Linked DNA regions of Homo sapiens: region 1 is linked to region 2. A link is a loop called in an ENCODE intact Hi-C map of the cell type or tissue named here. Cell type or tissue: CD14-positive monocyte. All regions are shown on one strand. Links, peaks and the distances in the headings refer to the core of each region. The heading gives the core; the rest is flanking DNA.

Evidence for each region. Peaks named below come from ENCODE experiments on the same cell type or tissue, not always from the same donor. Only the 100,000 strongest peaks of a DNase experiment are listed, where the experiment ranks them.
Region 1: a loop joins it to region 2, with 2.3 times the contacts of the local background. A loop is called at or near these places in 2 of 110 quality-filtered maps.

The regions. Positions count from the first base shown.
Region 1 is chr18:56,491,834-56,497,220 of GRCh38, reverse strand. No RefSeq gene overlaps it. Among named protein-coding and RNA genes, the nearest start is that of TXNL1, 140 kb to the left of the region's middle. In CD14-positive monocyte, for the core only: no CTCF peak of the experiment used is centred there; no DNase peak of the experiment used is centred there.
Region 2 is chr18:56,566,496-56,571,882 of GRCh38, reverse strand. No RefSeq gene overlaps it. Among named protein-coding and RNA genes, the nearest start is that of TXNL1, 69 kb to the left of the region's middle. In CD14-positive monocyte, for the core only: no CTCF peak of the experiment used is centred there; DNase peaks (open chromatin) are centred at 2,272 and 2,662; H3K4me3 peaks cover 1,657 bases; H3K27ac peaks cover 3,341 bases.

The DNA.
Region 1 (5,387 bases), core at 239-5,238, 75 kb after region 2:
GTAATTCTTATTTTTATTCCTGTGTATGTAATGTGTCTTTTTAATTTGGCTTCTTTTAAGATTTTCTTTTTACCCCTGGATTTCTGCAATTTATTTTGGTGAGATTTTGGTGTGGTTTTCTTCATGTTCACTCTCCTTGGGGTTTGTTGAGCTTCTTGGATTTGTGAGTTTATTGTTTATATCAAATTTGGAAAAATTTGTGCCATTATTTCTTTAAATATTTTTTATCTTTCACCCTCTTTTTTTCTGGAACTCCGTTGGACCGTTTGAAATTTTCCCACAGGTCAATGATACGCTGTTCAGTTTTTTTCAGTCTTTTTTCCCCCTCTGTGCTTCATTTTGGATAGTTTCTCTTGTTATATCTCCAGTTTACTGATAATTTCTTCAGTAATTTTCCAATCTAGTGTATTATTTAAAATTTTCAGATACTTAGCTTTCATCTCAAGAAGTTCCTTTGATTCTTTTTACACCTTCTATTTCTCTCCTCATTCTATTCATATTTTCTTCTACCTTCCTAAACATTTGGAGCATACTTACAATACCTATTTTAACATGTTTGTCCCTTGATTACATCATCTCTGTCATTTCTTGCTCTGTTACTAGCGACTGACTTTTCTCCTGGATATGGTCATATTTTCCTGCTTCCTTGCATCTCTGGTAATTTTTGATTAGGTGATGGACATTGTGAGTTTTACTTTGCTGGATCCTGGGTTTTGTTGTATTTTTAAAAAACGTGTTGGATTTATTGTGGCACCTAGTTAACCCATTTATGCCTGAGATTGCAATTTTTTGAATTTTTACAATCAAACCTTGGTGATGACCTTGAGCAGTAGAATGTAAATAATTCCCACATGCTTAGCATTCCAATAATGGAACACTAGTCCTAAAGGGAATACTTAAAATCCATCTGATCCTTTCAAGGACTGGTTAGATTTGAATCTGCCTTTAGTTTAGGATCAATTTAGCTTCCTTACTAAGGCAAAATCTTTCTGAACACTCTACCTTATGTTCTGTGTATTCCACAGTCTGGTTGCTGGAAGCACAAATAATACCAAGCCCCATGTGAGCTTCAGGAGTTCTTCAACCTACTGCTTTCCAGTGTTTCTTTCACTGACCTTCTATAGTTTCCCCTCACGCATGCGCAGCCAAGGGACAGCTTTTCAGATTTCTGGAGCATGCTGTCGCTCTCTGTGTGGCTCTCTCTTCTGCAGTACTCTATCCTGTACATTCTACAGACCTTGGCCTCCCTCAGCTCCAATCTTTGTCTCCACCTTGTAGTGAGAATGCTGAGCTTCATTTGGGTTCCTCCTTTCTGTACTACCACATGGACACTGTCTCCCGGCAATGAGCTGGGGCAATTGTAGGGCTCACTTCATTTTTCTCCATACACTGCTTGTTACTCAATGTCTGAAAAGAATTGTTTCATATATTTATTTTTTTTTGGTTTTCTAAGGCAGGAGAAGAAATCCTGTCTCAGATACTCCATGTGGTTGAGAACTTCTTTTATTATGACAATTTCAAACATATATCTAAGTATACAGAATGATATAATGGATTCCCTGTACCCACCACCCAGAATCCACAATTATTAGCTCATGCCCAATCTTCTTTAACCTATATACCCTCCTGCTTCTTATAGGGGAAGTTATTTGGATTTATTTGAACAAATCCCATATATTTAGTATTCTCATTTATAAATATTTTTGTATGCATTTCTAAAAGGTAAGGCTCTTTTAAAAAGCATAACTACACTGGAATTATCATACCTATAAAAATAACAATTTTGTAATACCATCAATTACAGACAATGTAAAATTCCATGTCCTCCCAGAAGGGTAGGGTGTGCTTGAGTGATATATTCTCAATGAATAATATCGGAGGGAATGGTCGTATCCGAGCTTGAATCTCTGCCTCTACTTACAGACCCCTTTCTTTTCAAATTTGCTCTTCTACCAGCAAGTAATCCCCAGTAGTTTCTATTCTTTCCCTTTGACAACTGCCAGTATCCATTCTTCCCTCTGGCCCTTCCCAACCATATTCAAGGCCCCTTTCCTCCTCTTGTTTAGTCTGAACCCTAAGTTCATATGCACGTCTGGCAGATTAGTATCTTTAAAGATAAAGGGAGCATCCTACAGTGTCTTCCAGCTCTGACATAATATGATATAAAGAGAAAGTTACATGTTTTAGGAACGTAATTCAGTGCTTAATCTGTCTCATGATTCTGAATGAGTGAAGAGAGTACAGCATTGTCTCTGAGAGACTGTGCTATAATTTCTTTGACTCACCTGTAATCATAACATTTAACTTATTTTGGACTTTCAAATTTCTCAGAAGAAGTCATAAGACATTTATATTGATCAAAACAGTCATGGCTTTAAAAAGTATGAACGGCATTGATTAATATCAAGCAGGATTCCCCTCTTCTAACATAATTAGCAGTATTGACCTATGGGGTGATTTCAGGGGAACAGGAAGGGTTTCTGTTCTTCCCTGCTCACTCTCTACTTCCCAAATTTCTTACCTATTCTTGGATGCTTGCAATTTTCTGCATTGGGAAAAAAACCCACAGATTTTTTTAAGTGTTTTTTTTTTTTTTAAATCAGCATTATTGATATTTACTTCATATGCCATGCAATTTACCCACTTTAAATGTACAATCCAGTAGTTTTTGGTATATTTGCAGATGTGTGTGACCATTACCACAATATTTTTTAGAATACTTTCACCAGCTAAAGAGAAACCTCATTCCCATTAGCAGTCACCCTTTTTCCCTTCGACCCTCCCCGTGCCAGGCAAACACTAATCTACTTTCTGCCTCTGTTCATTTTCCTATTCTGGACATTTCATATAAATGGAATAATACAACATGTGACCTTTGATTGGAAGAGAAATGATTTGAAGTGATTTAGGATCTTAAGGAGGAAAAAGACTACTTTCTATCTCTTTAAACAGGTTTTTGATGGGGGTAGGAACAGACCATTTTAGTATGAGGTGGGTGATGAGAACAGACAAAGCACAGTGAGCAAAGAGGGGTGGGCCTCACTTCACAGTTTTGGCTGGGCCAGGCCTGGGCTGTCGGCCCTAAATGTCAAAGCTTCAAGATAATTCAGATGTTGGTATAAAGAGAGAAGGACTTACTCAATGGTCCCATGTATAGCCGCCTGTAAGCCCCGGTTACTGTCTGTCACATTCATAAATACTGGAAATGAGACTTATAATTATACCTCACTTAACTGACAGCTCACCTTGATTTCTCACTGAGCTGCTTACAGGACCGAAGTGCTTCCTTCCTCTACCATGGTTTGTAATGCAAAGCACTAGAACCATGTTGCACAGGCTAGTTGCCTGAAAAGGCCAGGTAACGGGGCACCAGGCTGTCATTTTTATCATGAGGAAATAGGTCTTTTGGTGTAATTTTCTTCCAGTAATTAGTCTCTCTGTGATTTTTATACTTTGTGTCATGTTGTGAATGCAACATGTTCGACAGCATTCCTGCCGAGGAAATACCTTCAATGGTGGGTAAGCAAATACCATCTTTCATTAGAAACATCACAAAAATTTCATCGAAACTTCTGAACAGCCAGGGGGAGGAAAACTCCTAATGACAACGAAAAGCCCACTTATGCCGAAATCCACATGGGGGTGTCTTACAGGGCAGTTTGAGAACCAGACTTGCTAGTCCTTCCTCTGGCACATTGGCTAGATGTCTGCTCTTATATGAGTGATGATATCTTCTGAGACAATTGCTATTTGCCAAATGGCGTTATTTAACTAAGATAGGTAAGTGGATGGTCTCAGTGATGTGTACCAAATTAAAACAATTTCCTAAGCCAGGAGTTTTGTAAGTCAGGTTTTTACTTTACCAATTTATATTTCTGTTTATTTTTCTTTATGGGTACATGCCTGTTAGTAAGAGATCTTTGTAGAATTGAAGCAGTGGGAAAAAAATAACTTCTTTCTCTTTGGTGGATGAAATGAGATGTTCGTGTAATAATGTCCTCCTTTTAGAATAGAGATGACATTTGAAAGAAAAACTTATTCTGAAATTCATAGGACAAAAAAGCCATAAAATCTTTTGCTGTAAATGGAGTTAGTTGGAGTAAGATTTGGCCATAATGGATGTGTGGAATGACTGGAATTCTCAGACACTACTGGTGGGAATATAAAATAGTATGGCTGCTTTGGACTACATTTGGCAATATCTGATAATGGCAAATATATGCCTACCCTATGACCCAGCAATTTCACTCCTGGATATATACACCAGAGAAACAAGTGCATGCATAACAACACATAACATGTATAAGAATGTTCTTAGTAGCTTTACTCTCAATAACAAATGACTGGAAACAATCCAGATGTCCATCAACAGGAGAATGGATGAATAAATTGTGGTATTCATACAACAAAATACTACACAGCAGTAAAAAGAACAAACTCCTGACACACACAAAAATACAGATGAATTGATATTATTTTGAGTGAAAAAAGCTAGAAACAAATGAGTGCATACTGTATGGTTCAATTTAAGTGATCTTGAGTAGACAAAAGTAATCAGTGATGATAAAAGTCACAAGAGTGGTTACTTGGCAGACAGGAGAGCAGTATTGACTGGGAAAGGGCATGTGGGAACTTCCTGGGGGGCTGAAATTATTCTGTATCTTAATTTGTGTGGTAGCCACACAGATGTATTCATACACAAAAATTTATCAGTTGGTATTCTTTAGATCAATATACTTTACTGTAAATATGCATGCATAGCCTCAGTTTTAAAAAGTAGATATCACAAAGTATTGGGCTATAAGAGATCTGAGGGCTGGGCACATTGGTGAGATTGCCATATTTGGCTTTGCTCTTTTGCCCATGCAATCCAGCCACAATAGGTTATTGCTGACTCTCTTCCTCTTTTGGGGTTGCATGGAGCTCATTTTACAAATAGAAGAAATACACAATGTCTAATCCAATCCACTACCCAAAGACTGTATTTGGAGTTCTGTTGGATCTTCATGACATTTGAAGATAGAGCAACTTCACAGAAAATTAGATTTGCTCTGTAGGTTGCTTTAAAAGACCATTTTAAGTTGGACACTACTCACTGCCTCTCTTTTTTCTTTCACTGCATTTCAAGGCACAATATTGGAGGGTGTGTTCCACGTATCTGTTAGACTTCTAGGCCAGGTACTTCAGGATGAAGCTGTACATTTGGGTAAATATCAGAAGGAGAGATGACCAGAGGAGCACAGTGAGAGAGGACAGGAGCGCCAAGAACAGTACCTTGGTAGCAGCCAAATACATGTAAGGGAGTGGAGGGCGCTAAGAGGAACCAAGAAGACCAAAGGTGGGAGAAACCTGTCTTTCCTCGCAGGCATCTTGGTTCCTGGTGCACA
Region 2 (5,387 bases), core at 104-5,103:
TATTTTATTTTTTTTTTTGAGGCAGAGTTTCACTCTTCTAGCCCAGGCTAGTGTGCAGTGGCGCCATCTCAGCTCAGTGCAACCTCCGCCTCCCAGGTTGAAGCAATTCTCCTGCCTCAGCCTCCTGAGTAGTTGGGACTAGAGGCGCCTACCACCACGCTCCACTAATTTTTTGTATTTTTAGTAGAGATGGGGTTTCACCATGTTGCCAGGCTGGTCTTAAACTCCTGACCTCAGTGAGCCACCCACCTCGACCTCCCTAAGTGCTGGGATTACAAGCGTGAGCCACTGCTCCCGGCTGAATTCCCTCACTTTCTATCCTTTTTCTCTGCTTTATTTTTCTCCCTATCAATATCTAAGAACCCAAATATTTTGCTAAATAAACAAAACATTATTGTCTTTCTTCCCAAGTAGAACGTAAATTTTATGAGGATAGAAATTGTCTCTTTTGTTTATGGTTATGTTTAGTGCCTAAAAGAGTGCTTGGTACCTAGTCAGGAGATATTTATTGAGAAACAAGTGTATGAATGCCCACTATGCTCCATACAGCATCAGGCTATGATCTTAAAGGTTTCCGGGCAAAGTAACAAAATACTGCAGTAAATTCTAGGTGCAACATTTTAGGAAAATCACGCAGAACTGTGGGTGAGGAAAAAGCAGGTTGTCATCCTGGCTCTGCTAGAGTCTCATGTTGTGACCTTAGGCAAATTGTGAAATCTCTCTGTGCCTTGTTCCTACATTACAGATGAGAAAACAAATATTGACCTTATTTCTGTCACAAGGCTTTATAAGAGCCAAATGAAAAGGGGCATACAAGCGTCTTGAAAAGTTAGCCTATTCAAATGTAAGAAGTTCTTCTTTCAAAAATTAAATGTGTTCAAAATAGAAAGACTGAAGAGAGGTTCTAAATCTAGTACTGAGGGGGAAATACAGAAAGGAGAGAAGGAATAGAACAGAATGATCAGTATGTCAAACCCCAAACAGAAATAATTAAGAAGAGGATGTTGAAAGTTTGGGTCTTTGGACCCACACTGGAGACCCATAGCACTGGCTGGAGAGGTGAAATATTCTTTGCTCCAAACACATTAGGCCAAGTGATGAGAAGGATCAGATCATGTCATAATAATAACAACTACTGTCTATTTTACTTACTTTTTTTTTTTTTTGAGACAGAGTCTCGCTTGTTGCCCAGGCTAGAGTGCAGTGGCACAATCTTGGTTCACTGCAACCTCTGCTTCCTGGGTTCAAGCAATTCTTGTGCTTCAGCCTCCCAAGTGCTGGGATTGCAGGCATGTGTCACTCTGCCTGGCTAATCTTTGTATTTTTAGTACAGTTGGGGTTTCACCATATTGGCCAGGCTGGTCTTGAACTCATGACTTCAAGTGATCTGCCTGCCTCAGACTCCCAAAATGCTGAGATTACAGGCGTGAGCCATGGCACCCAGCCCTATTTTACTTTCAACTGTGAGCTCCATACTATGGGTTTTAGCTGGGTTGTTTAATCCTCACTACACTCTGAGGTAGGTATTCTGATCTCTATTTCATGGGGCAAAATACCAAGGCTTAGAGAAGTTAAGGGATTAAGTTCAAGTACCTATATATAGTGCCTGGGACATCAAACCTATTCCTTTTCCCCCGCCGACCCTGCTTTCCATTCATTCTCAGCCAAGTAAGAGAGAATTCTGTGGTAGGATTCTAGATACAAAGTCTGGAATTTTTATAGGAACAAAAATTCTCAGGGCTGGGCGTGGTGGCTCATGCCTGTAATCCTAACACTTTGGGAGGCTGAGGCAGGAGGATTACTTGAGGCTGGGAGTTGCAGACCAGCCTGGGCAAAATAGCGAGACACTGTCTCTACAGGAAAATTTAAAAATTAGTATGTCCCTGTAGTCCCAGCTACTTAGGAGGCTGGGATGGGAAGATTGCTTGAGCCCAGGAGTCCAAGACTACAGTGAGCTATGATTATACCACTGTACTCGAGCCCAGATGACAGAGTGAGATCTTGTTTCTTTAAAAAAAAAAAAAACTCAAATTTTCTTCCTTATAATAACATCTCACAATGTAGTACATGATCAAATACCATCAACCATCATTCTCCCATTTCTACATTTGTGCTAATCTTGTCTCTTTAAACAGCTTTTAATTTCTCAGAGTACCTACCATGGTTTTGGGCATTCAGTGGATCCTCACTGAATTGTTTGGCTAAATGGGTTCAGTTTCCTGAATGCTGTTAAACTACTGCGTGACCATTTCTGGGAGACTAGAATTTTAAGCTTTCTCAACTTCCTGTCTCCCACCTCTCTGAAAAAAAAATGAACATTAGATTAGGGAAGTTGGTGAGGAAGAGAAGTTTCCATTTAAGGATTTTTACAAGAATGAGTTGGTGGTGGAGATTTTGACTCTTATTTTTGCATCTAAATAGACTCAAGAAATGTAAGATTCTTAACCCCAAACACTTTAATGTATCATTTCTGCACACTTTCCAGCTTAGAAAAGGGAAGCTATTCATTTTCCAAAATATGAACAATATATAAAAAGTGAATTGATCTAATTTTCCGCCAAATTTTATAGTTCTGGGATAGTCATGGTTCCAGGCACCTAAAATGCACTTGAGCTCTGAAAACAGAAGCAACTTTTAGAGAAGTGACGTGTTGTCTTTCCGTCTCCAAGATTGTATTGGGAAACCACCACAGACTATTGTAGTCCAAATTACTGCTTAACTTGAAGGCCTTTTAACTGATTTAGCAAATGATTGCCCACAGCTTGGCATTGAGCAGCCTGAAACCACAGTGGAAATCACTAGAGTAAAAGAAGAAAACAAAATGTAGAAAAGATGTTTATGTTCATTCAAAAGTCTACATGTGTGTTTAAGTAGAAGTTATAGCCAAGTTCGACTTTCAAAAGTTCCTTAGGAAGTTTTCTGCTGAAGAGAGAGTAGCAGAGAGAAGCTATGCTTTTCCAAGTCTGAAAAACCTATGTGGTGTGCCCTCCAATTCCATGGAGACAAAAAATTAATTTAGATGTATTTTATACCAAAAGACATACTTGAGACATTGAAAGTATGTCTCACATTAAAAAAAAATTTCATCGTATTTTAAGTTCCGAGATACATGTGCAGAATGTGCAGGTTTGTTACATAGGTAAACGTGTGCCATGGTGGTTTGCTGCACCCATCAACCCAACCCCTAGGTATTAAGTTCAGCATGCATTAGCTATTTATCCTGATGCTCTCTGTCCCCGCCCCCCCGGCAACCCCCTCACATTTTTAAATTTTTTCACTGTATGAAATTGAAACCATATATATATATATATATATATATATATATGTAGTTTGTTTGTTTGTATATATATATAGATTGTTTGTTTGTTTGTTTGTTTGAGATGGAGTTTCGCTCTGTCACCCAAACTGGAGTGCAGTGGCGCGATCTCGGCTCACTGCATCCTCCGCCTCCCAGGTTTAAGCAATTCTCTGCCTCAGCCTCCTGAGTAGCTGGGATTACAGGCATCCACCACCATGCCCGGCTAATTTTTTTTTGTATTTTTAGTAGAGACGGGGTTTCACCATCTTGGCCAGGCTGATCTTGAACTCCTGACCTTGTAATCCACCTGCGTTGGCCTTCCAAAGTGCTGGGATTACAGGTGTGAGCCACCGTGCCCGGCCTATTCTTTATTTTTTTTATAGGTGGAGAAGTAAGGAGGCAGTTTGTATATCGCCTCTCAATTTCTCTCTCTCACACCCCCTTATAATATGGATGCTGAGTGACATCACTAACATCCATGTTGAAGACAAGTTGGATTTTAGTGACTGTTTTCCTTAGGTTTTGTGGGTACATAAATTGACTTACATATTTTCTATTTGATAATAGGTTCCAATTTGTATACACTCTCCAAAGTTCAGGTTTTTAGATAGTGTTGTACGATTCCCCCAAACAACATCTGCGATGTCTGAAAGAAAAATAAAATCACTAGCATTCTAGGTGGAATGGAAGAAAAAAAGCAAGAGACATTTCCGATTAACTCTAATTGAAGAGTTTTTGCAAATCATTGCTCACACCTTGGCTTGTTCACGGTGCAGTTTGTGTGGGTTTTAATTTACTTTCAAGTGCAGTTCAAGGTGTGGATATTGATCTATAAACCCCCGATGGTGGGTCCCTGGGTACTGAGCAACATCTTTGTGTACCAATGTGACAGCTGAGGTCAATTAGAGTGCTGGTTAGCCATCCTCAAATCTAAACACTCTGAAAAGGTGTCCTTGATAAAGTGCCCCAAGCTCAAGGGTCTCTTTTCCTGGTTGGCCTGGGTCAGAAAGAATTGCAAAGCAAGGCCACTTAGCCAAAATCTCCATTCTACCCACTCAGGTTCTCTTAGGTCATCCCCCATGCCATGCCCTGCCCCCAGGTTGGGGCTATGGCTTTATTTGATTCTGGGCATTGTGAACAGTTCTTGCTGGGACTGTCTTCCTGTGTCCATGGAACATGCAGTATTGAAATCAGCACTGCTCAAAGCGTGACCCACCAATCAGTGGCATCACTTGGGAGTTGGTTAAATATGCAAATTCTTGGGCCTCATCCCACACCTATTGAATCAGAAACTCTAAGGGTGGGACCAGCAATCTGTGCTTTAAGGAGCCCTCCAGGTGATGCTAATACACTCTAAAGTTTAGGAGCCCCTGGCATATGGGATGATTTCAGGGAGTACGAGGTCTCCCTCCACCTGTTACACACCAGAGCTTCTCCACAGTTTCAAGCTTTGGGTCTTGCAATATGCAAATGCCTAGGAGCACTTTAAGCTGGCATCAGCTATTTATATCTTAATATGAACAGTTTTGTATTTTGCTGGCTTTACTAGAAAAACTGACCTAAAATGCTGATTTTCTTGGGAGGATTCTCTCCAGCTTTTGGTGGAAAATGGTGCCACCAGGAGGAAGCAAGGTACAGAGGAAAAAGTTCCTTTGGGTTACAGTTTTCCTTAGAGCCAGCTTTATGTCTTGTCGTTGGAGCCAATTTGCAGACGAATGTCAGGAGGCTAAAAACTTCTGGGCAAATAGAAAAAATATTGAAGGATCCAACATATTAATCAAGGAGGAGTCTGCTTAGAGTTGAGAAAGTGTAGATTAGTCAGTGTATCCCCAAAATGTTAAGGAAGAAAAGAAGCTAATTTGGGAAATTGAGTGGGACACATCTAAAAGGGAATTTTGTTGCCCAGAAATAATTTACTAGGGGTTCTTTAAAGGCCGTTTTTTTTTTTTTTTTTTTTGAGATGGGGTCTCGCTCTGTCACCCAGGCTGGAGTGCAGTGGTATGATCTTGGCTCACTGCAAGCTCCGCCTCCTGGGTTCAAGTAATTCTCCTGCCTCAGCCTCCCGAGTAGCTGGGATTACAGGTGCATA